Linked DNA regions of Mus musculus: all the other regions are linked to region 5. The links are chromatin loops, found by intact Hi-C in ENCODE. Cell type or tissue: heart. All regions are shown on one strand.

Region 1 (4,000 bases), 360 kb after region 5:
TTGCACAGCTTCCCATTCCACTTAGAATCCATAAAATTCTTAGCAAAGTCACTCAGGCTGATTTTTAAAAAAAAAAAAATTATTAGATATTTTCTTCATTTACATTTCAAATGCTATCCCAAAAAGTCTCCTATACCATCCTCCCCCCACCCCGCCCTGCTCCCCTACCTACTCACTCCCACTTCTTGGCCCTGGCATTTCCCTGGTACTGGAGCATATAAAGTTTGCAAGACCCAGGGGCCTCTCTTCCCAATGATGGCCGACTAGGCCATCTTCTGCTACATATGCAGCTAGACACGAGCTCCGGGGGGTACTGGTTAGTTCATACTGTTGTTCCACCTATAGGGTTGCAGACCCTTTCAGCTCCTTGGGTACTTTCTCTAGCTCCTCCATTGGGGGCCCTGTGTTCCATCCTATACATGACTGTGAGCATCAACTTCTGTATTTGTCAGGCACTGGCATAGCCTCATAGGAGACAGCTATATCAGGGTCCTTTCAGCAAAATCTTGCTGGCATATGCAATAGTGTCTGCGTTTGGTGGCTGATTATGGGATGGACCCCCGGGTGGGGCAGTGTCTGGATGATCCATCCTTTTATCTTAGACTCAGGCTGATTTTAATTCACCCATCCAACTTACCAGACTTTCTTTTATTCATTCAACAAATCTCTGTTGCACATGCGCACACACACACAACTGCATGTGTATGCACATGTGTGATACACATGTGTACAGGTGTGTTTGTGTAAACATATGTGGAGATCAAAGGATAACTTCAGTGTAATTCCTCAGGCACCGTAAACCTTGTTTTTAAACACGGTCTCCTCTGGGCTGAGGACCAAATGACAAACTAGCTGGCCTGAAAGCCCACTGATACACCTGTCTCTGCCTGCTGGCATGAGGATTGCACACACAGCCATCACACACAGCTTTTTTTTTTAATTTTTAAACATAGGTTCTGGGAGTTAAACTCAGGCTCTTGTTCTTGGAAAACAAGCACTTTACTAACTGAGTCAGCTTCCCAGATTTCAAAAATATATTATTCTTATTGATTGTATTCCAGTAGAAACTTACAGCACAGAATAACCACTAAAGAAATAACTAGTTAATTGCAGTTGTAATTTACAACTGTAAAGTAAAGTATAAAATGCTCTGAGAACAAATGATTGCCTGGTAAAGGGGGAAGGAACTAATTAAAGCCCATGTCTGTTCTGCCTCTCCACACCCCAAGACTTTTCCTCACCAGAATATGGTGTAAATTGAAGCTCTTTTCCCCTAAAAATAACTGATTTTGGCTTCTTTCCCCCCTTCACTTCTCCACAGTCCACCCCTGTGCTTCCAGGCATGGAGCTTGATACCTGTTCGTACGGCAAAATCCAGCTCCATGGGGCCCACAAACCAGGTCCTTATCACTGCTGTCCTAGGAGACCACAGTGTGGTAGGGATGGGGCAGAGGACAAGCAAACACGCAGAGGACAATGCAAGCCCGAGACAAGTGAATAACTGTGCCCGAGGTCTGACACAGTCCTAGGATTGTGGGAAATGTAAAACACTATGTGAAAGTTTCTTATCAGTGATGGTTATCCCAGTGGTGGTCTCCCTAAACAACAGAATCCCCCCCAAGGAAGGAAATAATTATTAATATTGAAGCAATCGAGTCGTTTATTTTATGCATAAAAACCTGATTTTTTTTGTTTTGTTTTAGAAACCAAACTTCTACTTGCAGCAAAGATCAATGAATTCAAATGTCTTACTTTAGCCACTCCTTTTTATTGCATCAGAAAACTCTCTAAACTTATCGTTTATTATAAATTATAATTACATCTCAGGCATTAAACAGCTGCTGACACTTAAAAATAAAAACACTAAATTAAATGCAATGCAACGAACATCATTTTCATGATGCAGCTCTTGCACAGCCCCCTGGCGGTAAGACAGAGGAATGATCATGGGCTGCAAGTTCAGGTTTCAGATTCCTGGAATGAATGCCAGGAGAGGTCCTGAACTCTGACCCCTGTAACCTATAAGGACAATGAGACCAAGAACACTTAGACTACAAAAAACCAACAAACAAAAACCAACTCATTGTTTTAAACATATATTAACAAAAAGGTAAATCTACTGCTTTTGAACCTAGTGTACTTATTTTAAAGACAAGGAAGTAGAAACTCACTAAAGCTTATTATACATGCCAGTATAAACAAAGAATGAAAAATTCATTAATACACATATTTTAAAAGTATAGGTTTGGGATAAATAACTTTTTAGGAATTCAAAAGACCTACTTTCTTATCATGTTTGTTTTGGTTTCACTTGTTGACCCATCCTCCAAAATTAAAGTCCATTGCAAAAAAAGATAAATCTATGCTCTAAAAATCAAAAGTCAGAATGACAAATTCAAACTAAGACTGGAAGCGCATACCTAAACCTATCTCTGTGGATGAGAGTACAGTGCTCTTATTAGCAAGGCATACTTACATGCTCATCCTTGGAGTCAGAGATAAAACGTGCTGTCCAAAGCCTGAGTACTGGGGAGGAAGTACTCCCCAGAAAAACCTGTATTCCCTAGTATAAAGGGGAAATGACACTCAGACATAAAAATAACAAATGTTCTCTAGAAGTATAACTTAACAAGTCGGATCTGGGCCAGAGTTCACATTCAGACTCCCAATTCAGGGGTATTTCTTAGAGAGCATATTATTACAGAGGACTGAAACCAACTTTTGTGTTAAATTGTCAACGCTAAAAATATTTCTTTCTATGGCTGTATCTCATAGGTAGAGGGCTTACCCATAACTCACTGGGACCTGGATTTGATCCTCACCACTGAAAAGAAAACTTACAGGGACTAGGGATGCCTGCGGGAAGCTAAGGCAAGAAACATGGCAAGACCAACACTGACTTCAGCTTCAGAACACGCTCCAGAGCAGCCAAGGCTACTTTTTTTTTTTTTTTTTTTGAACAATCTACTCAGAACGCTTCTTATCACTACCTAAAAACATTTTTAAAAAATTAGTGGTCCAAGTACTATTAATTCTTTCTTTAATTTTATAGTCATAATCAGCCAGTGTGTAAGTTATGTGTCCTTCCTCCATCTATTAACAGTATGTATTGAGAGTTGCTGTGTCCTAGGATTCAGGAAAAGAGTGGAGAACAAGATAAAGGGAACATCTACCTTTACGGGACTTAGCTGCCCCTGGTGAAGGCAGATGCACAAGTGAACAGGCCAACTGATAATGATTTATTCGACTCTTACAAAGTAAATCAAGGAAAGACTGGGGTTAATAATGAGAGGTGCCTACTTTGCATAGAGTAGTCAGAGCATTTATTTATTTTTAAAAGATATTTTTTTTGTAAATATACATAGAAATTTAATAATATTTTATAAATTACACATATATTTATTACATACATGTATAATTTATTACTGCAAGTTATCCAATATGGAGCAATTTCTTTTTTTTAATTTTTATTTTTTTTATTAGGTATTTCCCTCATTTACATTTTCAATGCTATCCCAAAGGTCCCCCATACCCACCCCCCCAATCCCCTACCCACCCACTCCCCCTTTTTGGCCCTGTCGTTCCCCTGTACTGGGGCATATAAAGTTAGCAATTTCTTTTTTTTTTTAATTTTTATTTTTTTTATTAGGTATTTTCCTCATTTACATTTCAGTCAAGGCTACTTAACAAGATCCTGGCTCAAAAAAAAGAAATGGAAAGAAAAGGATATTAAGTACAGTTTGGTGAACGGGTAGGAATAAAAACAATCTGCTAGGCGTGGGATCGGGAAAACAGAAACTCAACAAATAACAGGTGTTATAAACAAGGATTCCTGGTAGGTAATAAATATGGAAATACAAAAATGAGCAAGATGAGCTCCAGTCCCAAGACAGCTATAGCACGCCTGTAAAATAAGACAGGATTCACACGAGAACAGACAGATTGAAAGAAAGAAAAAAGAAGCAGATGAACTGCTATAGACTTCCATACTGGGGAGAAA
Region 2 (4,000 bases), 270 kb after region 5:
CAATCTCCTGGAGTTCTCAGCTTCTACTCACTGGGGAACACGTTCTCTCAAGCCGGGCCTGCTGTGGGAAGCAGGAAGGCCTTGGTTTGTCCTAACTTTACCTCTTAGAACAAGTGAAACAGTCCTGATATGGGATTGAAGGGATGGTTGTGCCTCTCCCTAATCGTCCAGCCCTGGAGGCTGTTCTCAGAGTGAAGAGATCCCCTCTCATCTTGGTCTCCTTGTACAAGTTCACAGAAAAATTTATCATATATGTATGAGTGTTTGCCTACATATATGTATGGGTGCCGTGTGCATGCTTGGGGCCCACAGAAGTTAGAGAAAAGTATCTTTAATCCTTGCAGATAGCTGTGAGCTAGGAACTAGAGGGGGCCCTCTGCCAGAGCAGCCAGTGCTCCTAAGCACTGAGCCATTGCTCCAACACCTCCCACCCCAGTCCTTTTATTCTAAGTTTTTCCCACTACCTCTCCCAGGTCTGGTGGTTACACTCAGCCTGGAGCACAGTACTCTAGTTCTGGAAGGTTCTGAGAGCTACTTGCCTCATCAGCCCCCACCCATCCTGTCACCACCTCCCCACCCAGTAAGTAGCTTATCCTGCTGAAATCTGAACATTAATGTGACAGTCACATGGTCCCGAGCAGCAGTTGCTGCTCTCAGTATCGGCGAGTTGATTCCTTAATACAAGGTCAAAGCCTGTCTTCCAGCAGATTTGCCTCTGGGACCATTTCTAATCCGTGACGGCATCAGAAAGCTAAAGACATTGAGTCATAGCCTTCTGGAAACAGCTGGTAGTCAACTGAAGCTCCTTTAGCTTATGTTGTTTGGTCTGAGACAGAGGTCCATGTATACTAAGCTAACATCAAATCTGCTGTATAGTGAAGGATGACCCAGAGCTTTTGATTCATATATCTCCACCGAAAGAAGGCTGAGATTACAAGGGAGCCACCACACCTGGCTTATGCCTATGCTGGAGACTGATCCCAAGGCACGCACGCTTGAGTCGTGGTATACAAGTACTCTGCCAGCTGAACTACATCCTCTGTTGCCACAGCTCTCTTACTTTTGTCCATAAAGTAGATGAGCCACAAGCCCCAACATCCTGGCCTCTCCTCTCAGTTGGAATCCATCCTGTTATATTACCACCCTTGGACTAGAAGCAACATTCAGTGTGTTTTCTGATCAGTTCAGGCAGTGAGAGAGAGAGAGCGAGCTTCACTTTTTCCCAGATGCACATCAATGCAGGTCAATGCTTCCCAAGGCCTGGTCTTAAACTTGGTCTCTATGGACCTCATCCACAAGCCAAACAGGGAGCTGGTAAAATATATAACAATGGGGTGCCAGAGAAAGACCAGGACCAGATTCACTGAATCAGCACCTGAAATTCTGGCCACCTGAAGGTGGGAGTCTAGGAAGCAGCTCCAGCTCTCCGCAGCCCCAGCTTCAGGCCTGTCTCAGATCCTGGTGATTCATCTCACACTTCTCAGGGGTTTCTCAATTGTCAAGCTGTTCTTGACATAGTCAGTGGTCCTGGGTACTAGGTTTTTCCTAAGCCCTAGAGATGGAAGCAGTAAGCAAGTTTCTACTCTAAATGACTGAGTATGTTTGGGGGATGGGACAGCAGGGGTACCAGGCAAAAGGCTAAGTATGAACCACAGAGGCTCTGCAATCATTGGCCACAAGGTGTCACTGCCACCCTGAGAACAGCATACCACTGTAGAGGTTTCATTGCATGGGACAGCCTGGAGGTTAATATTCCAGCCAGGCTGAGACCTAGTCATTGACAGCCAAATGGAGCTTTGTTGTTGACCGCTCGCTCTGCTTTTGGTGATGTGGTCAATGCCTCCCTGACTCTTGGGAGGATGCACAGTGGTTAGCTAGCTTATGTTTTCCAAGTCACAGTTCTGTCCTGGTCCTCTTCTATATTACTGGGCAAAGAGCAAATCATGGGGCTATGTGATTCAAGCTGTAAGTTCTTTCTCATTCAGCCTGTGGTTGCATGGTCACAAATGAAGCTAACAAGAGTGGCTTGGGTGAGGAGTGGCATACATGACACATGCAGGGGTTTGGCAGGAGATGTGACATGTAGGCTGGGACCCAGGCAATGATTCTTGATTTATAGCTCTTCTGTTTGCATGCTACCAAGGGTCCCTTAGGATCCTGACATTAATCCCAAATAGGATGAGAGGGCCATCAAAGGTGCTGATTACAAATGGGGACACATCATCAGTCATGTTCTGTGTCACCTACAGGGGCAGAGGTAGCATAAGAAAAGCAAGTTAGGATAGGAATTCAGTAACAGGTCATTATAAATGACAAAGGTAAACTATTCCTAAATGCAGAGGTATTAAAATTAGATTTATATTTGTTATTGTAGTTTACCTTTTCTACAGACAACAGAGTGCAACTTGGGCAAACTGCTCTCAACCACCTTTTTTAGAGCACCTGTGATGTTCAGTCATGTGCTGCATAACAATATTTAGGTCAATGATTGGCCACATATATGCTGGTGGGCTCATGAAATCACATCGCCTAGTGATGGCCTCTTAGTTTGTCTAGGCCTGCACTGTACTGATGAAGTCACATGAGATCCCACCTGGAGAGCCCTGTGTGACTATAGTCAGTGGCTGCTAGATTCTGGATGCTTTCTAAGCCCTTTAGATGAAATGATGAGCAGATTCCTGTTTACAAAGAGCTTGCATCCTGGCAGGAGTGAAGAACAAACAAAGAGGGAAGAACAATCTCTCCTGATAGAAAGTAGAAAACCACAACTCCAGGAGGAGAGGCAGCAGCTGCTGAGCAGGCGGCATCTTTGGATGATTGAAGAATGTTAGTTATACTGTGGTGAAAGTTTCTTTACCAAAACAGTGAGCCGTGCCAAAAACAAAAGAGGGAAATCATTTTAGGGAGAGGCTACAAGAGAGGCATAGGCCATTGAGATCGGCATTGCTACGACAGGAACACAAAATGTAAGAGGGCACGTGGGCGAAAGGTAAGTGAGAACCTATGTAAACAGCCTGGGGAAATTTAGGCAAAGGGTGTTGGTGGAAAAGCAAGAACTGTGTGATTCACAGTGGACCCCTTAGACCGCATGTATCAGTTTGCCATCTAGGGTGGGAGGGATGTGTGGATAGCTCAATCGGATCAGTTAGGCTTAGGTAATGAATTCCCAGCAATGACTCTGAACAGTGACGCTCAGGTGACCCTTCTGATTGGTGATATCCCTGAGATATTACCAATGGATGCAGGGAAAGAGATATACTCCAGGGGCAACAGAAGCTTGCTTTTAGACCTTCTCAGATTCTTCACTATGCATTTTCCTGTGGCTTGGTTTTGATCAGAATTGTTTTCCACAACATGCAGTGACTGTGAGTATAATTTTCAGTGAGTTCCTGGATGCCTGCAGAGTTCTATTAGAATTCCAGAACTTTCAGTTGATGTCAGAAGGGAAGATGGTCTTACTGCGTAATGTCCTCTATTAAAGTTAACTAGGCCTTAGTGAGACATTGTGCAGGACTATGCCCTCAGACTTTGTGGTCTGGCCAACTGCAGGTGACCCTGGTATTGGATGGGATCCAGAAATCACCCATTTAACTCCATTTTACAAGTGAGGAAACAGTCTGGAGAGGCTGGGAGGGAGGGTGTGTCATAACAGGGGAGTATCCTGGTTGCCAGTGTGCTCTGCTGAGATGCTTACACTGAAAATACTTATTGTTTGTTTTTAAAAGGGGGAATATTATGGTTTGGATATGATTTGGGTGTTGTCCCCTTAGGGTTCCTGTGCTGAAATTAAGCCTGCAATGTGATTAACTGGTTATCATTAACTATTTACAGAGGCATTCTAGGATCTGGAAGGAATACTGGGACACAAACATCTTGATTTCATTACATTTACAAAATTATAAAATTTAACCACTAAGTAATTTGCCAGAGCCAGATGTCAGAAAAAGGGAAATGCTCACCAGCAGTAATAGATGGTGTGACACTGCACAATGCCACCCTC
Region 3 (4,000 bases), 490 kb after region 5:
ATGTCCACTCATCTACCTCTAACCCCTTTCCCAGGTCCTCACTACCCTCCCTGCCCCCCAAATAAACCCCCTTATGCCAGATCTGTTGTATGGTGTGATTTCTTAGTGGACGCCTAGGCATGGGTCTGCCAGGTACCCCCTTGCTGCATTATATTCCATAACAGAGTTCCAGAACCTCCTGCTTCCCACTGGTCAGACCCCAGCCTCACTGCGATACAGTCTCCCTGGGTGCCCAAGAAGGAAGCCACGTGACCACCAGTGTTCTCCCCACCACATCAGCTCACAGCACTCCCACTGTTCCCTGCTCCTTCTCCTGTTTCTTTCCCTAGGAGAGGGATGGTGACCCAGCCTCAGTTCTACCCAGCCAAGGTCCCTCAGACTAAGATGAACACCTTACCATCAATGCCACCAGGAACCCAGGTTCAAGCCAATCAGTGCCTAGACTTCTCAGCTTTTCTCATTGGTCCAGGGATGGTCATGTGGCTGAATCCCGCCATAGATAATGCAGGAAGGAGTAACCTAGTTACTTGGATGAGGAAGCTTTTGCTTCAGTTGCCACTGGCAATCATCTCTGGTCAACTTGGAGTGTGGCTGGACCTAGAGAAGAGTGGAAAAATGGAACCAAAGCCCTGCTGTCTACTTGAAGTCTAGCTGACCGCTGAATTTATTTTAAGCTTTCAGAGTCCAAATCTGTCATAGGTATCAGGAACTGAGTGGCCATGTCAGTGACTTCTCAAAGCATCAGGGAGAGAACAGAGATCATTTGTTTCCCTGCTCCATGCCTTCCTTACTTCCTGCAGTCTTCTATGGAAGAAGTGATGTCGCCTTCAATAAAGATGGCCAGAGTTGTTGTGGGGCCAGGCTCTTGTACTACCTACAACACTTATGAGAACTGTCAATGCAGAATTCTATATGCAGCAAAACAAAACAAAAATTTTAAATCCCCAGAAATGAAGGCGTTGAGACAGTCTCAGAACAGAACTCATGGCCAGCAGGTCTGGTCTAAAGGAAGTTCTTTGAGCATCTTCTTCCAATAGTAAAAGAAGACAACGACGGAAAGGAATTTAGGATTTAAATAGAAGAGAAACCACAATAAACATATGTGGGAGAGGGAAAAATGTAACAGAATAACAATATTTATTCATAACAAGAATTTTCAGTATCTCAACTTAATAACAAAATAATAATAATAACAATAATAATAATAATAATAATAATAATAATAAACGGAGGTAGCCTGTAGCCTGTCCTTGAAATCACTCAAATGATGAGGGACAGCAGAACAAAAAAAAGGGATGTCCACTTTCCCCATTCCCACTGATGCGGAGGTCAGTGGACACATTGAAACAAGAAAATAAAGGGCTAGAGATGGTTCAGCAGTTAAGAGCACTGCCTGTTTGTTCTTCCTGAGGTATTGAGTTCAATTCCCAACAACCACATGGTGGCTCAGAACCATCTGTAATGGGATCCGGCGCCCTCATCTGATGTGTCCGAAGACAGCAACAGTTTATTCATATACATAAAATAAATAAATCTTAAAAAAGAAAATAAATAAAGATGTTGAATGAAAGAAATTATATTGCTCATAGGTGCAGACAACATGGGTTTCTATGAAGAAACTGAAAGGAATCTCCAAGAACTTATGGAAGTAATAAATAAGTTCAACAGGGTTATAGGTTCTAAGACAAGTATACAAAAATAAAAAAAAATTAAATTGGAGTAAAAAGTCAAAAATGTGTGCTACTTACTAGAGCTCAAAAATCTCTCGGGTATTAATTGAACATACCACGTGTAGAATCTATTAGCTGACGAATACAAATGAGAAGTCCTGCGTCATCTCCAGCAGGTAGAAAGCTGGGGTGCCACAGCTTCCATTCGTACAAGAAAAGGTTAGGCAGCTTGAAAAACACTGCTTTCCCTGAACTGAGGCAAAGAGCTCCTGCTCCCTGAGATCAGGACACACAAACAAATCCAGAGACGCGCACACAAGAGCTACTTCCCTGAAATAGAAGATTCTGGAATCGGGGGACTGTTACCATCATGCTAAACAGTAACTTTGATAAACTGCTGAAGAGCTTGGACTCACACGTGAGTGAGGGACCCCGGGGGACACAGTCTCAGAGTCGGTTAGTTCCGTGAAACTCACCAGACATAGTTGTGAGCCTAAAACATTCTTGTCCTGGTTTGAGAAGAGGAAAAGGGAATCAACCACCGTGGAAGAGATCAGAACATCTTCTGCTTTGAAGTACCACACCCCAGGGTCTTTCAGAGTCCAGGTCCACCTGCAAAAAGGGCATTTCCCTGACTCTGGCGCCCCCTAGCTTTCCTGCATCAAGCCTTGTCCTAGGGTCTAAGAGGCTGGGATTTGACCATTTAATCCCCTCCCTGTATTTCCTGGCTTGCCAGCAGTGCCCAAGGGCAGTAAACAGATGATAGTCACAAAGGCCGGAAAGACAGACTCAGTCTGACAGGGAATAGCTGGGAATGACCAAAGACAGAGAAAGGACTTTAGAGGCATGAGAAGCTGCAGTACAAGCCACCTTAGCAAACATTTAAAAGCCTACCCGTCCAGGTCAGCATGGAAACCACACGCTAAAGAACTACATACTTAGCACATGGAAGACATACTTAGCACATGGAAGACATACTTGGCACATGGAAGACATACGCAGGTGGATCTCTGTGAGTTCAAGGCCAGTCTGGTCTACACAGTGAGTTCAAGCAGCTAAGGCTATGTGGTGATACTCCACCTTATGAAAGAAAGAAAGAAAGAAAGGAAAGAAAGAAAGAAAGAAAGAAAGAAAGAAAGAAAGAAAGAAAGAAAGAAAGAAAGGAAAGAAAGAAAGAAAGAAAGAAAGAAAGAAAGAAAGAAAGAAAGAGGAAAAGAGGGAAAGGGAAAGGAAGGAAGGAAGGAAAGGAAGGAAGGAAGGAAGGAAGGAAGGAAGGAAGGAAGGAAGGAAGGAAGGAAGGAAAAGACATACTTCAGCTTCCATTTTCTGATACTCTTGTGCCACTTTCAGCAAAATATTACAAGGTTTGCTAAAAAGCAAGAGGAAGTATCAGTCTATGGGCTGGGGGCAGGCATGGCTCTGTGAGTGAAGCATCACTGCCTGAGCAAAGACCTCAATTTAAATCCCCCAAACCCAGGAGAAGCTAAGGTCTGGTGGTGTGCCCATATTCCCAGGGCTCCTGTGGTGAGATGGGGCGTAGAGAGAGGGGAATCCCTGGAAGTTTTGCCAGCTATTTGGTGTATGCAGTGACCAAGAAGAGAGCCTGGCTTAAACAAAGTCAAAGGCACACACATAGATACCTGAGCTGTATTCCTATGCCGTGGCATATTCACTCTCTCTCTCTCTCTCTCTCTCTCTCTCTCTCTCTCTCTCTCTCTCTCTCTCTCTCTCTCTCTCTGACACACACACACACACACACACGAGTGAGTGAGCAAAAGGGGGGTGGGATAGAAAGAAGGGAGGGAGGGAGGGGGAGAGAGAGAGAGGATACAGACTCCGAGATATCTCAGATGTGGCACAGATGGTGGAATTGCCACATAAGAAACTTAAACTGCTTATCATTCATGTGCCAAGGGATTTAGCAGCTTCATGCAGGAAGTGGATCATATAAGTGCAGTGGTAGAAATTCTGAGAATCAAAAGATAGTCTGAGAAAAATATTTAATGCAGCAAGCAAACAAAGGAAAAAAGGAGATGCTTCTGATGGGGCATTGTGGATGTGACTAAGAAAAGTCTCCAGCCTGAACACAAGTCAATAGAAATACCCAAGACTAAAGTGCAAGGAGGAAATGGAAGTGGAGGGAATAGAATGGGGGTGGGGGTGGGGAGGAAAAGAGACAGAGCACAAGGGGAGGACCTGGAAGATCTGTGTACTCACTGGGGAGGACCTGGAGCATCCGTGCACTCACAAGCATGTCCTCCTCCATCTTGATGTGTTCATTGACCCAGACACTCATCAGATACACTCTATCAGAGGCTTTTTTAAAAAAT
Region 4 (4,000 bases), 500 kb after region 5:
AAAGAACATCCCTCCATGGCCTCTGCATCAGCTCCTGCTTTCTGACCTGCTTGAGCTCCAGTCCTGACTTCCTTGGTGATGAGCAGCAATGTGGAAATGTAAGCTGAATAAACCCTTTCCTCCCCAACTTGCTTCTTGGTCATGATGTTTGTGCAGGAATAGAAACCCTGACTAAGACAAATTGGTACCAGAAGTGGGGTCTTCCTGTGACAACTTGACCATGTTTTGGGGAGGACTGTGGAAGGACTTTGGAACTTTGGGACAGAAGATCCATTCGGTGTTAAGAGCTCTGTGAGATGTTGTGTAGGAGCTTGGGAGATAATGTTGAGAATAATGCAGAAAATGGAGGTCTGGCTTGTGAAATTTCAGAGGGAAAATTAAAGACTCTTTTCAGGGCCATTGCTATTTTGGATTGTGACAATTCTGTGGTTCTGGTTAGCTGGGGCTGAAGAATCAGCTGTGATTAACAAGATACCAGAACTATTAAGGTGAAAGAAAACTTGGCATTACTGGGACTATTGGTGCTGGTTAGCTGGAGCTAAGAAATTAGCAGTGATTAAGAGGGACCAGCATCATTGAGATGATATCTTCTGGGAAGTGTTTTCTGAAAGCCCAAAGAAGCTGTGTTCCAGAGATAGCCAAAGTTGTACCTCTTGCTGCATCAGGACTTGGTAATGTGTAAGAGTTACCCAGGTAGTACTGGTTTTGAAGGCATGAAGTGGTCATAAAGAGCAGCTGAGGCTTGGCACTGTGAGAGGCCATTGGTGAAGGTGCAGTCTCAGTAGCAATTAATGTCCCAGGACTGAAGGGGTCATGCAAAGGAGTTGAAGCTTAGCACCATGAAGAGAGCCATGAGAGGCTATTGGTGAAGCCTAGTTACAGCAGAAGACAGCAGCATTTTGGAGATGCCAGTACCATGAATGACCACCAAGAACAGTAGCAGCAGTGGAGTACAGACATCTGGAGCCTAGAAGACAAGCTGTGTGCTACAAAGGACAGGGCTGAAGAAGGACTCAAGCCCTTGGAGGAGCCCAGAAGATTGTGAGTTGGATCCCAGACATTGGATAATTTTTGCTTTTGATTGTGACTGTGCCCTGATATTTTTCCCTCTTGAAGGAAGGAAGTATTTTAGTGGATCCCACAGTTAAGAAACTTTTAATTGTAAAAAGAGTTTGGATTTTAAAAGAGATGGATATTTTAAAGAGATTGAAATTTTAAGAATATGTAAAGACGCTCTTAGCGACCGGGACTGCTCTAAGGTCTGCCCCGCGCAGGACAGCAGACAGCGTGTTCTACCATCTTTCCCCAAGCCTCTGAATAAAGTGTTTAAACAAGCCCCCCCCCAAAAAAAAGAATATGTAAAGACTGTGGGACTTTTAAAGTTATTTAGATCTTGGGGATGAATAAGAATGTAAGGGTTGAGGCTTACTAGTGATGTGTTTGTGTATCAGGTTGACAAGGGGTCAATTGTACTGGCTAGTTTTGTGTCAACTTGACACAGCTGGAGTTATCACAGAGAAAGGAGCTTCAGTTGAGGAAATGCCTCCATGAGATCCAACTGTAAGGCATTTTCTCAATTAGTGATCAAGGGGGAAAGGCCCCTTATTGGTCAGACCATCTCTGGGCTGGTAGTCTTGTATTCTATAAGAGAGCAAACTGAGCAAGCCAGGGGAAGCAAGCCAGTAAAGAACATCCCTCCATGGCCTCTGCATCAGCTCCTGCTTTCTGACCTGCTTGAGCTCCAGTCCTGACTTCCTTGGTGATGAGCAGCAATGTGGAAATGTAAGCTGAATAAACCCTTTCCTCCCCAACTTGCTTCTTGGTCATGATGTTTGTGCAGGAATAGAAACCCTGACTAAGACACCATCCCTGAAGGGGCAAGAAGACTTCTCTGACTCTAAAATTGAATGCAAATGTGAGGGAATATTTATACAATATGTTTCCTTTTATGGAACATTTATTTATTATCAGACTTGAAAAAGACCTTTAACATGAAGAAACCACAGTCAGTTTCTAGCAATCACAATCCCCTGGGCCGGCATGTTTTACATTTCTTTTGTTTTTCTAAATCTTCAAATGCTCCTACAACTTGGCACTAGAGGTGATAGCTCCACAAGGTTGTGAATGAGGTAGTTCATGCTTTCATCTTAGCCCTTTGGAGACAGAGGCAGGTGGATGGCTGTGAGTTCGAGGCCAGCTTTGTCTATATAGCAAATTCCAGGGCTGTTGCACAGTGAAACCCTGTCTGAATGCTTTGAGGCCAGCCTGGTCTACAGAGTTAGTCCAGGACAGACAGGGATACACAGAGAAACCCTATCTCAAAAAAAAAAACAAAAAGCAAAAAGAAAATCAATATAAGGATGATTTAATTAATTAAATGGTTTAATAACCATTCGTAGTTTTAGTGCTACAAAGGATTTGCTAGGCTCTATAGCAGGTTGTCACAGGATAGACATGTAATGTGCTCCTCCGCCGGCTAGAGGGCGCTACGGAGCCTCGGCCTCCCCGCAGGTTGCCAGCTGCCCGCTCTGAAGCGCGCGTGCGTGGAGGGGCGGGACCGGGCGGAAGCGCGGTCCGCACGACCGGGAATTGCGAGCACAGGGTCGGCACAGCACCGTCTGTCCCACCGGCGGGCCAGCCCGCCCATGGCGCTGCAGGCGCTGCACAGCTCGGGCGTGGGCCTGCGCAGGATCCTGGCTCACTTCCCGGAGGACCTGAGTTTGGCCTTCGCCTACGGCTCCGCGGTGTATCGCCAGGCAGGACCCAGTGCCCACCAGGAGGTGAGTCGGAGGCCCCCTAGTTCCCCGACCAGTCCCATGCCTGGCACCTGTTCGCCCTCGCCGTTCCTCGCATGCCTTTCATTCCTGCGGAGCCCGGACACGCCAAGAGCCAATTGTTGAAATGTTCATCCTAGCAAAGTGTCCTTCGGTGTGAGCGGAATTTGGATTTCCCTGGTCAGGGTTGGCTGAAGGCTGCCCTCGAACTCACAGTACTGGAATTAAAAGGCTCGTGTTGTCACGCCAGGCAAATCTATATGTTTACATTTACTTAGTGATTATATAGCAAGCGCACCTGTACTTCTGCGCACACTTGAAGGTCACAGGACGACTTGAGGGAGTTGTTTCTCTCCTTGCACCACGTGGGTCGTGGTAGGTTGAACTCAGTTTATCTGGTTTGGCAGCAAGTGCTATTATATGCCGATCCATCACCAGCCTGAGCTGATAGGATAAGTGAGGCATGAGTAGTCTGTCTCCAATCTAAGTTGGGAGTGATGAGGAAGAGGTGGTGGCATTGCAGAGATGTAGTGGGAAGGGGGAAAAAACAAAGTAGCAGGTCCTACTTAAGTGTTTTCAGCCTTTGTCATTGGAGTTTTCCATAGCTTTTTAGCAATACAAAGACTGGTTTTGTCTGCAGGGATTGATTTCATTGGCCTAGGACTTTAGCAGTGTGTAAAACATCCCAGGTGACTAATTGGAAGCTAACTTTGAAAATCCCATCGAAAGATAAGGAGAAAATACGGAATGATCCGTGGGCTTCAGGAAGTTGATGGACTGGGTGTAGGGCCCAGGCAGGTAGCACATTTATTCAGGTCAGCACATTGAACAGGAATCTAGTTAGGATTGAGGCTTGTTACTCCAGAGTACGGAGTCTCAGTCACTGTACAGTAGGGCATCCTGGGTCTAGCTCCTGGCCAGGTCTTTCTTCCAGTTAAAATTCACCTGGTGTTTCTTGAATTTCTTCTACATCCTACCGATTTTCTCTAACAAATGGGAAAGTATGGATCATGGGCATATGAGAAATTGTGAGCTGTCCAGTTACTTCATATAGATTATCATAATTATACATTTTTTTTTTTACAATCATCCTTCAGTCAGGCATTGTGGTGTACCCACTTGTAATCCCAGCTTTAGGGAGACAGAAACCGGTGGATCCCTGGGGCTTCCTGGCTCCCGGCATACTTGGCAAGCTCCAGGTCAGTAAGAGACCCTGTCTCAGAAAT
Region 5 (4,000 bases):
TCCAGATAAGGGTTTTTCTGTGTAGCTCTTCCTGTCCTGGAACTTAACTCTGTAGACCAGGCTGGCTTCAAACTCAGAGATCTACCTGCTTCAGCCTCCTGAGTGCTGGGATTAAAGGTGTCCCAACTGTCTGGGGACACCGAATCTTAATGTGAGTCATGAACAGAACCAACACATAATTTTTTAAAATATATTTTTTTAAAAAGTTGCCCCCCCCTCCCACGTACTTTTTGTTGGGGGTGAGGGTGGGGGAAGGGGAAGGGGTTTGAAACTGTTAACTGTTAAGTTTCAAATTTGGGACAATAGGCTGAGGTGCCTATTTAACATATCAAAGTAGACCTGGCCACCAGGTTCTTCCAGCATCCCTTAGTCCCTACCTGTTACAGGATATGGCTGCTATGCCCCTGCCCTCTACCCTGAACTCTCCAGCCCAGGGGCTGGGCTAGGGCTGCCCTTTTCCCAGAGACTCTTCCCTATGTAACCCAGATATTTTGGTTACCTGCCTCTCCTTTTGGGCCTTTGGCCTCCTGGCTGTTGTACTTGGTTCCTGTCTCTCCTTTTCCCTCCCCCCTCTCCCCATATGGTTCAGGTCATGACCACTTTGGACTCTCCCAGATGTCTCTGCCTCTGGCTATCTCTCCCTTATATCTATAATAAACTTACTCCTCCACCATACTTAGGAGCAGTTATAACCTTGTCTTCCTCCCTCCCTGCCTCTCTCTCTCTCCCTTCCTTCAGTTTCTTCCTTTCTTCCCATTCAGAAACCGTCTGATGTTGCTGGCTTCAAACTCTGCATGTAGCACAGAATAACCTTGAACTCGGATCTTCATCTCCCAAGTATTGGGATTATAGGCATGAAATTTGGTGTATAGATTCGACAGTTTTCAAGGCTGAAGTTCGAGGTCAACTAGATGATGCCCTGTGTTTTATCTAGCCATCCTGCTCACCTCTACTATGGCCATTGTGTGGTTGTCATAGCACGCCTGTGAGTTGGGTGCTATCACCTCTGTCTCTGTTTCGGGTAGCTGGGACCAGAGCAGGCTCCATGGACTCCCAGCCTCAACGGCCTCATGGGACTCTAGGGCTTAGCTCAAACACCCAAACAACAAGCATGCAGTGTTGGAAAAAAAAAAAAACCAAAAAAAAAAAAAAAAACCACGACTCTGTTAAGAGTTGGTGGGAGGGCAGGTGATGGCGGTGGGGCCCTTGATGGACTAGGAAGGCTTCCTAGAAGAGCTGGCTTAGAAGCTGGGGGCCTGATGGTTGTCTGGAGCACAGGGCTGGCCACAGTGAGAGGCTGGACTCAGCTTGGAGGTTCAGGGAGGAGCTGGACCTGGCCGGGGCAGGAGGTCGGAGTCGAGATAAGGCCGGATAGGCAAGGTGGGGCGGATTGTGGAGGAGCTTGAATTCCAGGCTTGGCTTTCGGACTTTACCCCGCAGACAATGGGGAGCCGGCCGCATTTCTGAGCAGGGCTGGGCAGACCCTGTCGCACCATTGTTTTCCTGAGAGGCCGGACCCTGCAGTGTTGCATCTCAACCACGAGATGGCGGCATTTCAGCAAATTTCAACCACTCCAGGTGAAGCCTTGTGCTGATGGGCACCATCTTCAACTAGAGCTGCGGAAACACCAAATCTACCCGACCCAGGATGCGATCCAGCTTCATCCTGCTGGCAGAACAAGCCTTCCTCAGTTTTGAGGGAGAATCTGTTGAACCACAGAAAAGGAGAGGCCCGTGTTGCTAGACGCCCTATGACCACTCGACCACTTTTCCGGGGTGGGGGCCACTCCTGTTTCACCTATAAACAAGGGTTCCGCATTAACTTGGGGCCACGTGGTGAGGGGCGAGCAGCGAGCCCTCGAGGTTTGCTGGGCCTTTGCATGGTATCCAGCTGCTGCCTTTAGGCTATTGTGGTTGTCAGAAAAAAATAAAAACCCAACTAAAACAACCCAGATCACCATAGTATTATTGAAGAAGTCACCTGGCCCATTTCCACTCCTTTTTTTTAGAGGGACAGGAGCTTGATCCTTTTCAAGATCCTCCAAGTTAGAGATCAGAACACTGGCTTCACTAGATGCAAACAGGTAAGTGACTTGTCCAAGGTCACACAGAGCTGACACTTGCTCGAGGCGATGCTGGATCTCAGGTTTATTATGCCCACCTCTCTCTGCCTTCCTTTAACAGCCTAACACATCCTATTGTGGGGCTAATTTCTTAGAGAAACTTGTGTGTACTACTCGTAGACATACAAAGATCTTCTTTTTAAAACCGTGTCTGCATATGTGTCTTGTGTATCGGTTTGTGCACAAGAGTGCGGGTGCCCAACCAGGCCAGAGGTGGGATCCCCCTGGAGCTGGGGTTACAGGCTGATGACTGTGAGCTGCCCGACGTGGGGACTGGGACTGGGACTCTGCAGGACGGAACAGTGAGCGCTCTTAATCACTGAGCTGTCTCTCAGCCCAAATGCCTTTTTAAAGAAAAATATTTTATGTATATATGTATGTATATATGTATGCATGGGTCAAACTGCTTGGCGAAGCCAGAATGGGTTGTTGGATCCCCTGGAGCTGGGGTGACAGGCAGTTGAGCCACTGGTGGAGGTGCTGGGAATAGGACTCAGGTTCCAAGGCAGAGCAGAAAGCACCCTTACATGCGGATCCCCCCTCCAGCCAGACTTCTCGTATAAATCAAAATGTGGCATGTAGTTGAGTGTGCATGTGTGTGCCTGTGCATTCGTGTGTGCATGTTTGTGTATGTTTTGAGAGAAAGAGCCTAACTGTTTCTCCCTATATGGATGGCACAGTCATAAAATGCGCCATAGACACACACTGTACAGCATCCTTAGAGTAGAATACTGCATGGCAGTAGGCTGTAAAGGTGAACAAACTAACTTACTAACACGTTTCTCCGTCAGCGTATTGATAGGCAAATTTTAAACACATGATAAAGATACAGGATAATATATAACCTTATGAAAATTAAAACACAATGTATCACGTATTGGATGTACATGTAGATATGTTCATATACCAATGCCCAGTCATCTATGGTGCCCAATTGGCAGGGGATAAAGGGGCTTTAATTTTGCCTCTAATGCTTCATTTCTTAAAAACAAAACAAAATCCATGGAAATAAATCTGGGTGGTGGGTATGGAAACCGATCGCCATATTATTTCTCCTGTTATTTATGTGAATACAAAAGCTGCTTCAGGGAGTACACATAAGCCAGACTTTCCTGCCTGGGGTCGGAAGGTGGTGGTAGCACTCTGAGGCCTGAGGATAGCTGGGAAGGATGAGACCCCAGGTCTGGTCCCAGGATTTGTAGTTAGTGAGGTCCCATTCATGAGCATTTGCAGGGAGGGCCCAGGTATCCACCCCTGCTACTGTCACTCCTGCAGGGAGATAGGTACATCTCAGTGACTGCTGGCCTGCCTCAGGGAGGACACAGGACAGAGGAGGCCAGGGCCAAGTAGTTCTGTCGTGGAAGCTGCTGTCTGGCAGTGGCTACACGGTGAGCCCACTTCCCCTCTGTCCTTTGCTTTGGTCATTTTCTCTGAAGCTGTGGTCACACGTGACCTTGCTGGGCGGCACCCACTTTCTAATGCCAGGTGCTCCAGCCAGAAAGTAAACCCAGTTTTCACATTTGCTTTTTGTCTCCCAGGGTGGTGCTGACCGGCATGCAAAGTCCTTGAGCGCTGGTGTTCTACTGATCATGATGGAGAAAGACGCAATCAAGTGACCTTCTGTGCTGCGCAGGGATGTTTTGGTCAGTGGCAGATGAAGGCAGTAGGCTGCGCGTTGGTGTGTAGCAGGCTAGAACACAGAGCCTTAGCATGCAGCAGGCTGTATCATATATAGCTTTCATGTGTTGCAGGCTAGAGTTTGCAGCCTTGACATGCAGCATGCTAGACCATAGAGCTTACGTGTGAAGGCTGGGTGGCTGAGGCATGTGTAGCAGAGTTTGGGGCGAACCTTTTATAAATGAATAAAACGAACCCTT
Region 6 (4,000 bases), 110 kb after region 5:
CCTCCTCAGTATTGAAACTGGTTAATATTAACCGACCTCTGAGTCTTTGGTAATGATTACACTAGATACTACACATGATCTCTTTTAATTCTCTGAACAGTTCTGTAAAGTACAAGAGTTTTCTTTCTTTTCCTTTCTCTCCTTTTCTTTCTCTTTTCTTTTCTTTTCTTTTCTCTTCTTTTTCTTCTTTTTCTGTTTTGGATAGGGCTTTACTGTGCAGTGGTGGTTGACATAGAACTTACATTGATCCTCCTCCCTCTGCTTCCTGAGAGATAGGATTATAGGCATGTGCCACCATGTACTCAAAATTCTTAAAGAAGAGTAATTAAGAGCGGAAGATACATCTCGGTAATGTAATACTTGTCTAAATACATGAAGATACATCCCAGTAATGTAATACTTGTCTAAATACATGAAGCTGTGAATTCCAAGCCCACCTCTGAAAGCTTTTGGGAGAAATATGGCCCAGATACCAAAGTAATATATGGACAATTATTAGGAAGAGTGGGTATTGAATGCAGAAGGTCTAAAGCTCTGTGGCCACACTTAATCTAAACTAATTATCTCTCTTCCTGATCTTCCAGGTCTATACTAAACATCAACACATTTCAACAACTCATGGTGGGCCAGGCATGACACTGATGAGAGTCATGCTAAAGAGTAACTCAGAGAAATGTATTCTGATAAGTATTGAGGCAATGTGACAACATCTCATAGACTCTCTAGAGCTTAGTAGCTTTGTCAGTATTTTCAAGAGACACTTAACCACAAATTTTCAATGACTTCTTGTTTTAGGTTAATATCATATATGCCAGCCCTTCCTCACTGGTTTGTGTAAACCACAGCATAGTACAAACTAACTTGGGAATTATACAGTTCCTCTCCCATCTGTGAGCCAACATCCAGAGATAAAAATCATCCTGAAATATTACAGGGGAGAAAGCCATTTTGAAATAATCGTCATTTCCCATTTGACAGTAAAAGAAAATGGACATAATGATCTGCTTATGAATACAGTCAGCGAGAGACTGGGTGGGCGAGAACACATCTTTTCTGTCTCTTGGCCCAGCATCCTTTGAGCTGTGTGATGCTGTTACTATATTGATATAATATGTTGAAAAAAGAGACTTTTATCCCAAGCCAATTTTTATAGATCAAGATGTATTTGGTCTTAATTAATATATACGAGTCACATCAAATTTCAATAGTCTCATGCAAGAAACCATTTACCAGATGGCAGATTGTGACAGAATAAAATGCAGAAGAACTCTGCAACAGAATTTTTCCTGCTACAGTTTGAATGTGAAATGTATTCCACAGGATTGCATGTTGAAGGACTTGGTACCCAGCTAGCATGCACTATTTTGGAACCTTTAAGAGGTAGAGCCTACCTGAAGGAAGTGGGCTACTGAGGGGTGGGCCTTGAGGGTTTTAGCCCAGCCCTACTTCATCCTCCACTTTCCTGTTCCTTAGAGGGGTAAAGACTTGAGGAGTCTGAGCTGGCTGCTGTCATTTCTAGGCTTAGTGGTAGCTTCTTAAACCAGGACCCCAGTAAACCTTTCATTTCAGGTCATTTCTTGTTAGACATTTGGTCACAGTGAAGGAAAAGGTAAGCACTACACTAACAAAAATAATAACCTCCAATTAGTGGGAAGGTTAAAGGAATGGTTAACTTTTATCATAAACATTGTGGTGGCCTGAGTTTTTACATAATAAGTACAGATAAACCACATCTTATCTGTTATTTTTGTAGGTTGCTGTTCTGAACATTAACAATAAAGGATGGAGCAGTGTTATGTCTGATGCCTGAATTCAAATTCTGCCTTGGAGGTCTTAGTCCACCCTCACTCTATAGCTAGTTTCATCATCTGTAAAATAATGCTACCTCATTCTGTTCTGAAGACTAATGAGATAATATATGAAAAACACCTAGGATATGTATGAAGCTCTAAATACATAATAGTTGTCTTTTTTTTTAATATAGAGAGAGTAACCAGAGTCCCATGGTCTTGTAAAAGGTGGCTAAAAGCCTCCAATGCGGCCTCTGGGGGACAGGAAGAGGAAGAAACAGCAGCAGAGTCCTATTGTTCAAACTGGACTATGAGTAAAACAGATGTCCTGTTTTAAAAACCTCTGGAAAAGGAGAGTGCCTGGCTTCTCAAAGTTACTCACTCAGTGCTTAATTGCTCTTTTGTGGCCTGGAAAGTCTGTTTTATCTGGCATCTCCCCAACTGTATTATACATATGCTAATGAGGTTCCATTAAAAATCATTACACAGAAAAATATCAGGTAGTCAAGTAAATTCCGGAAGTGCTAGGTTAGGCAAGGTTGAACATGTTGACTGCAAGACTTAGACACATGATTCACACGCAGGGAAAGGAAACATGCAGTGTGACCGCTTACTATTTGAAGAGAAACTGCTTATGAAACCACAATATACTGATGTTGAAGTCTGTAACTATCCCTTTTAAAGTTATGACAATGTAACCATGGACAACTGACTTAACTCCAAATTACTGGAAACTGCATTGTGAAGGTGAGAGGAGAAAGAAGTGTGTTTGGGAGAAAGAACGAGGTGGTAAAAGGGTTGAATGCTTATGTTCTATGGTTAGAGTTAACAGATGGTGAACACAGTAGACAAAGTTGCAGCCAAGCATGTGATTCTCAAGTCACGGAGGTGAGAGTCAGAAGAGGGTCCTGGAGTAAAGTATCAGTGCCTTTGAAAGGGAATTATTGAGACACTGAGGCGCTACCTTTTTTTTTTTTTACTAAAGTTTTTATACTACCTGACTTTTACAAGATGATTATGTGTTTGGTTATGTTAAAAATTAAGTTGAATATACTTTGTTTTTAACTCTACCATTGTACTCTAGCCCAACCCCATAAATACCTTTTAACTGTAATATTTTTTAATGAGTTAATCTACCAAGTGGGAATAAATCTGTTTCTTGCATACACTTTGTGTTATTAAACAGGAATGATCAGGTAATAATATGGAAAAGTAGAAAAGATACACTGAAATAAAAGAAAAATATTTAACCAACAGATGCTTCTCTCTCTCTCTATTTATTTATTTGTAAAAATTGTGGGTATATATGTGTATGTACATCCATGTTCACAGGAGCATGTGTGTGCAGGAGCCTGTGTATGTGCAGAAGCCAGAGTCAGTGCTGGATGTCACCTTCAGGAATATCAGCCACTGTAATTTTGAGACAGGTTCTCTCACTGGATCTTTCTGCTTCCCACCCACCCCTACCCTCCGCCCCTGCCCAGTACTGGGATTATAAATATGTGCTGGCTTTTTAAAAATATGGGTCCTGGGGATTGAACTCAGGTCCTTGTTTATGTTATGCTAGGCAAGCACTTTTACCAACTGAGCCAGCACCCTGTACCAGTTTTCTTTTCTTTTCTTTTCTTTTCTTTTCTTTTCTTTTCTTTTCTTTTCTTTTCTTTTCTTTTCTTTTCTTTTCTTTTCTCTTCTCTCCTCTCCTCTCCTCTCCTCTCCTCTCCTCTCCTCTCCTCTCCTCTCCTCTCCTCTCCTCTCCTCTCCTCTCCTCTTCTCTTCTTTCCTTTTTTTCTTGAGACAGGGTTTCTCTGTGTAGCCCTGGCTGTCCTGGAACTCACTCTGTAGACCAGGCTGGCCTCAAACTCAGAAATCCACCTGCCTCTGCCTCCCAAGTGCTGGGATTAAAGGTGTACATCACCACCACCTGACTATCAATTTTCTTATCTTTGATTAGAATCATGGGCCTTTGTTTTATTAAAAGAGGAAAATGACTCAATTTCATTCATAGAAGCATAATTTAATAATGATAGCTACAATTTTTAATCACTTAAGCAGCAGGCATTATATCTTATGCCCATCATGCATGTACTTTAGTGTATATGATACATGTAACAGAGAATTTATAAGTCCTGCATTTCAACATATCCAAATTTTATTAAAGATATAATATGAAGTTATGTATAATTAATCACCGTTTAATAATGTTAAAAATA
Region 7 (4,000 bases), 76 kb after region 5:
CAATCCAGTGCACACTTGCAGCTGCTGGTGGACTGGGGAGCAGCATTGAGGTTTTATTTTAATGTAATTTGATGTTGATTCTCAACTTCCTATCAGAAGCTTTCTGCTTCCTAGAAAACTGGATTCAATGATAATTTTCATCTATTATGAATTGCTAAACAATATCAGTCAAAGAATCTCCAGGTACTTAAGAATACTTTTGTGGCTTGGGACTGTAGCTTAGTTCTAGCACACATGTACCCAACATGCTTGCCTGGGATTCAATCCAATAGTTAGCATACTAAACCAAGCAAGCAAGCAAGCAACCAACCATTCCATTGGAGTAGCATAGGCAACTTAGATCCTTGCAGAAAGTAGAACTCATGTATATAATAGAAGGCCAGAGCCTCCAGTTTCCCAGGAATAAAGCTAGGTACTGTAAGGAAATAGGTCTCATGATATCCTGATGTACTTTTGTGCCCACTTTGGACCTGGGACAAATGACCATAGAAAAACTGAAAGGTAGAAGTGGGACACAACAGCTTAACACACCTGCTCAGCCTCCTGCACGGCTTCTGAGACACTCTTGTGACTGGAAGGCTTCACGTTCATTCATGAGTGTAGAGATGACCTATGAGCTCTTGTATTACTCTCAAAGGTTTTTTATTACAGCTTGGAGGACTTACTCCCTTTTCAGAACAATGTTTACTTATCCTATTTGAAGACATTTCCTGTGTTTTGGACCTAGCCTGCCACTAGATTTTAACAGCCTGCAGCTGAGCTGTTTTTTGTTTGTTTGTTTGTTTGTTTTTGCATATGCATGTGCACCAAAGCAAATCATTTAGTCAAAGGAAACAACCCCCAGCCCCAGCCTCCCCCAGTGAAGAGAGCAGAAGAGAACTAACTGATTTGTCCGTTGTCTTTCCTGTCAAGATCGCCCTCGCCTTGGCTTTGGTCAGCGGGAAGGACTTTATGTATGAGTCATACAAATGCTTTGCCAGGGCTCGCAGATCAGCAGACTCTGGGTTCAGCTGGTCGATATCACTGGAGATCTCCGCCAACAGCTTCTCCTTCTCGGCCTGTGGCATCCGCCCAAACCTGATGGCTACAGAGGAAGAGGAATGACAGGATGAATCATTGGATCATTACTAGGGCTCCGCATTGTGCTCTCCCTAATCTTGGTTCCCACACTGAGAGTCCCTCTCTCCACCCGGCGCTGGTTCTGCCTTCTATCTACCACTTTGCTCATGTTTTTATTTCGCAACAGTAGCACAGACAAATGAAATTAACTTATTTACTTCTTCAGTTAAAAAAGGCAACATACGATCCTGTTAGGAAATTGGAAGGATCCGCTAGCAAACAGGAATACATATTCATTTAAACATGAATCGAGAGACAACTCCTATCCAAAGATGCAAAGTCATCTTTATAGAGCTTTCAAGTACAGCTAATTATTTCTTCCCAGTGTTCCCCCAACCCTAAGCATTTCAACAATCAAAATGTTCACACTGTACTATAATTATGACTTTTTATACCTCTAACCCCTCTGTAGAACAATGTCCTGCAGACAGGGACACTGTCATAATTATCTTGGTAACCTCTGCACTTCATAAAAGGTACGGCAGGAGCATCTTTGTGTTTCATGAATTAAACAGTTACGGAGAAGTTCAAGTTGTACAAACATAGGCCCTGTTCTCAGTCAGTTCATATGAGCTATCCGTTTCTGTTGTAAAGAAAGACCAGGGAACTTGGACATTAAATGGATGGAAACTGACTTACCCCCTAACTCTGCAGAATTCCCCCTTAATGAGGTTCATCAGAATACCTTTAATTTGGCTTCTCAAGGAGTGAGGAAGTGTGAATGCAAAGCAAAGACTTAAGACAGACTGTAGGGCCTAATGTAGGAATTGACCTGTGTGAGCTGGGGTGTCCTTTGGGCACAGAACCCTTGCTTGGCATGTGCAAGGCCTTCCCCAAAAAAATTAAATAAATAGTAATCTGTTTATAGACTTCTAACTTGCATAAAATTTCCTACTTCCTGGTCTGATATTACTTATAAAATGTCCCTTTGAGTAATGTTTCTTTGACACCATTCTTTGTTGAGCTAGCTCTCTTTAGGACACTGCTTTTCTCCAGTGGAACATCTTGCTCTCATACTTAGTAGTATCTTGAGCACCATTCTATGTGACACTCAAGATGATGGTGGGCTCTTTTACTTAGATGATAGGCTACTTGTGAGCAAAGGTTGGGGCACATTTACATATATCTTAGTACTTGGTAGAACTCAATCAATGTTGCTGAATATGAGAACCAACAGGTTTGTGCTTTTTTTGTTTGTTTGTTTGTTTGTTTTTGAGATGTTAAAAAATTAAAAAAAAATTGTGTGAATTTGCCTGCATCTCTGCATCACAGTGTGTACCTAATGTCTGAGGAGGCCAGCAGAGGGCAATGGGTTCCCTGGAATTGGAGTGACAGACAGATGTTAATTGTTATGTGGGAGTTGGGAATCAAACCTGGGTCCTCTGCAAGAGCAGATAGTGCTCTTAACTGCTAAGCCATCTCTCCAGCTCCAGGTGGATGGTTTTTATTCTTACACTAAAGATAGTATATTTATCATAAGACAAGGTATACAGGAACATTTCTATCTGTTCAGTGACTTTATTTAATCGTTGGTGCTGGGGATTGAGTCTTGGGTCTTGTGCATGCTGAACTCATGTTCTACCACTGAGCTACAACTCAGTTCATATTATTTTTATTGTATTTTATAGTTTGAGACTAGGTCTTGGGCATAACACAATGTGGCCCAGGATGTGAAACTCCTCTGCACCAACCTTTCTAGTTGGTGGGATTACAGGTCACTACCATGCCCAGCAAATTTTGTTTTAGAGAAAAGACTGATTTGTCCTCGAGTCTCAAATGTGTAAGTTCATCTCAGTTGGCCCTATACTTTATCACTAATAAAACTATTGCCCTACAGGGGCTTCTTAAGAGACCTTGCTTGGAGTTAGAGGGGAAAAGATGTTTGCCTCTCAGTTTACATTAGATCAGCATATGTTTAGATACATTTTCTAAATATAACCTTTGCACATGACCTATTCAAACAGAAATCTTTAAACAATTGCCATTTAAAAAAAGTCAAAATTGCAGACTCCCTCTTCATTATTCTTCCATTTCAGCTGCACTGGGATAGGGAATGTCAGCTTACTGAGGGGCCCTCCCACCTGGTCCCCAGATCCACTGGGATCCCTCAGTCTATGACCATGACTCTACTGTCTTCTATTTTAATAGCTCTGGCCACAATAGTCGATAAGGGTGTTTTCTTTTCTCTCCTTGTCTGCAGTCTCCTTGAAGACAGGAGTCTTCCTTGCTCATTACACTCAGCACTTAGCATATTGTTGGGTACATATTAAGTACTTGTAGAACATTTTGAAATACAATGAATAAAATACATGGTCATTATGAAATGGAGAACTGCTCAACAAGACCCCATCTGTCCCTGAGGGATCTATGGGTAGTTAATGGTTGCTGGAGGAGGCAGAGGCATTTTCTTCAGTGGTGTAGCCACTGGTAAGTTGCCCAAGCTCCTGTAAATAGCCCTCACACATGCTTCTATATGCTCTCCTAAGTAAACTCATTAGGTCACAAAATAAAAGAAGGGGGGGAAGGGGAGGGAGAAGGAGAAGAGGAAAAGGAGGAGAAGAGAAAGAAGGATGATGAAGACAATAACATAGAGGTAGAAGGGGGCTGGGTAATTTGGAAGAGGAAAGGAACAAGGAAAGGGAATGGGGAGAATATGACGTGGAATATGACATGGAAACGCCAGTTATGCCGATTAGTTAATATGTACAAAGTAACAACAATTTAACACCAGTGCAGAAGATCCTTTTATAGTCCTCTGCAAAGCCATGGCTAACCACCACCTCTTTCACACAGAACTTTTTTGTTTTGTTGCCTTTTGAGGAAAAGGGGCCAGAGCATGTGAGAACCACTTAGAAATATTCTAAACTTACATGTTTCCCAC

What was found. Hi-C counts contacts between places; a loop is a spot of excess contacts. Peaks named below come from ENCODE experiments on the same cell type or tissue, not always from the same donor. Only the 100,000 strongest peaks of a DNase experiment are listed, where the experiment ranks them.
Region 1: it touches region 5 in a loop (11-fold over the local background); 8 of 42 quality-filtered maps call a loop at or near these places.
Region 2: a loop joins it to region 5, with 8 times the contacts of the local background. A loop is called at or near these places in 17 of 42 quality-filtered maps.
Region 3: it touches region 5 in a loop (2.2-fold over the local background); 14 of 42 quality-filtered maps call a loop at or near these places.
Region 4: a loop joins it to region 5, with 2.0 times the contacts of the local background. A loop is called at or near these places in 11 of 42 quality-filtered maps.
Region 6: a loop joins it to region 5, with 2.4 times the contacts of the local background. A loop is called at or near these places in 5 of 42 quality-filtered maps.
Region 7: it touches region 5 in a loop (2.7-fold over the local background); 2 of 42 quality-filtered maps call a loop at or near these places.

Annotation. Positions count from the first base shown.
Region 1 is chr6:115,172,989-115,176,988 of GRCm38, reverse strand. The region is part of intron 1 of Syn2 (synapsin II); the gene reads right to left. Among named protein-coding and RNA genes, the nearest start is that of Syn2, 40 kb to the right of the region's middle. In heart, a CTCF peak has its summit at 1,932 (motif pointing left); no DNase peak of the experiment used is centred here; H3K27me3 peaks cover 289 bases.
Region 2 is chr6:115,265,772-115,269,771 of GRCm38, reverse strand. The region is part of intron 10 of Syn2 (synapsin II); the gene reads right to left. Among named protein-coding and RNA genes, the nearest start is that of Timp4, 16 kb to the right of the region's middle. In heart, a CTCF peak has its summit at 1,678 (motif pointing right); DNase peaks (open chromatin) are centred at 11, 591 and 1,691; H3K27me3 peaks cover 3,740 bases.
Region 3 is chr6:115,047,549-115,051,548 of GRCm38, reverse strand. No RefSeq gene overlaps it. Among named protein-coding and RNA genes, the nearest start is that of Tamm41, 12 kb to the right of the region's middle. In heart, a CTCF peak has its summit at 2,325; no DNase peak of the experiment used is centred here; H3K27me3 peaks cover 804 bases.
Region 4 is chr6:115,036,430-115,040,429 of GRCm38, reverse strand. It overlaps Tamm41 (TAM41 mitochondrial translocator assembly and maintenance homolog), which reads left to right and starts at 2,556. Exons shown (of 8, transcript NM_026894.1): 1 at 2,556-2,780. The coding sequence starts at 2,646. In heart, a CTCF peak has its summit at 2,479; a DNase peak (open chromatin) is centred at 2,539; H3K4me3 peaks cover 1,425 bases; H3K27ac peaks cover 762 bases.
Region 5 is chr6:115,536,625-115,540,624 of GRCm38, reverse strand. It overlaps Gm36355 (a long non-coding RNA gene), which reads left to right. Exons shown (of 7, transcript XR_869382.3): 3 at 1,441-1,578; 4 at 2,010-2,084; 5 at 3,662-3,766. Among named protein-coding and RNA genes, the nearest start is that of Gm36355, 6.0 kb to the left of the region's middle. In heart, a CTCF peak has its summit at 1,535 (motif pointing right); a DNase peak (open chromatin) is centred at 1,524; H3K4me3 peaks cover 567 bases; H3K27ac peaks cover 638 bases; H3K27me3 peaks cover 1,659 bases.
Region 6 is chr6:115,431,045-115,435,044 of GRCm38, reverse strand. The region is part of intron 2 of Pparg (peroxisome proliferator activated receptor gamma); the gene reads right to left. Among named protein-coding and RNA genes, the nearest start is that of Pparg, 71 kb to the right of the region's middle. In heart, a CTCF peak has its summit at 2,055; a DNase peak (open chromatin) is centred at 2,054.
Region 7 is chr6:115,460,170-115,464,169 of GRCm38, reverse strand. It overlaps Pparg (peroxisome proliferator activated receptor gamma), which reads right to left. Exons shown (of 8, transcript NM_001308354.1): 6 at 885-1,084. Among named protein-coding and RNA genes, the nearest start is that of Gm36301, 57 kb to the left of the region's middle. In heart, a CTCF peak has its summit at 2,418 (motif pointing right); a DNase peak (open chromatin) is centred at 1,039.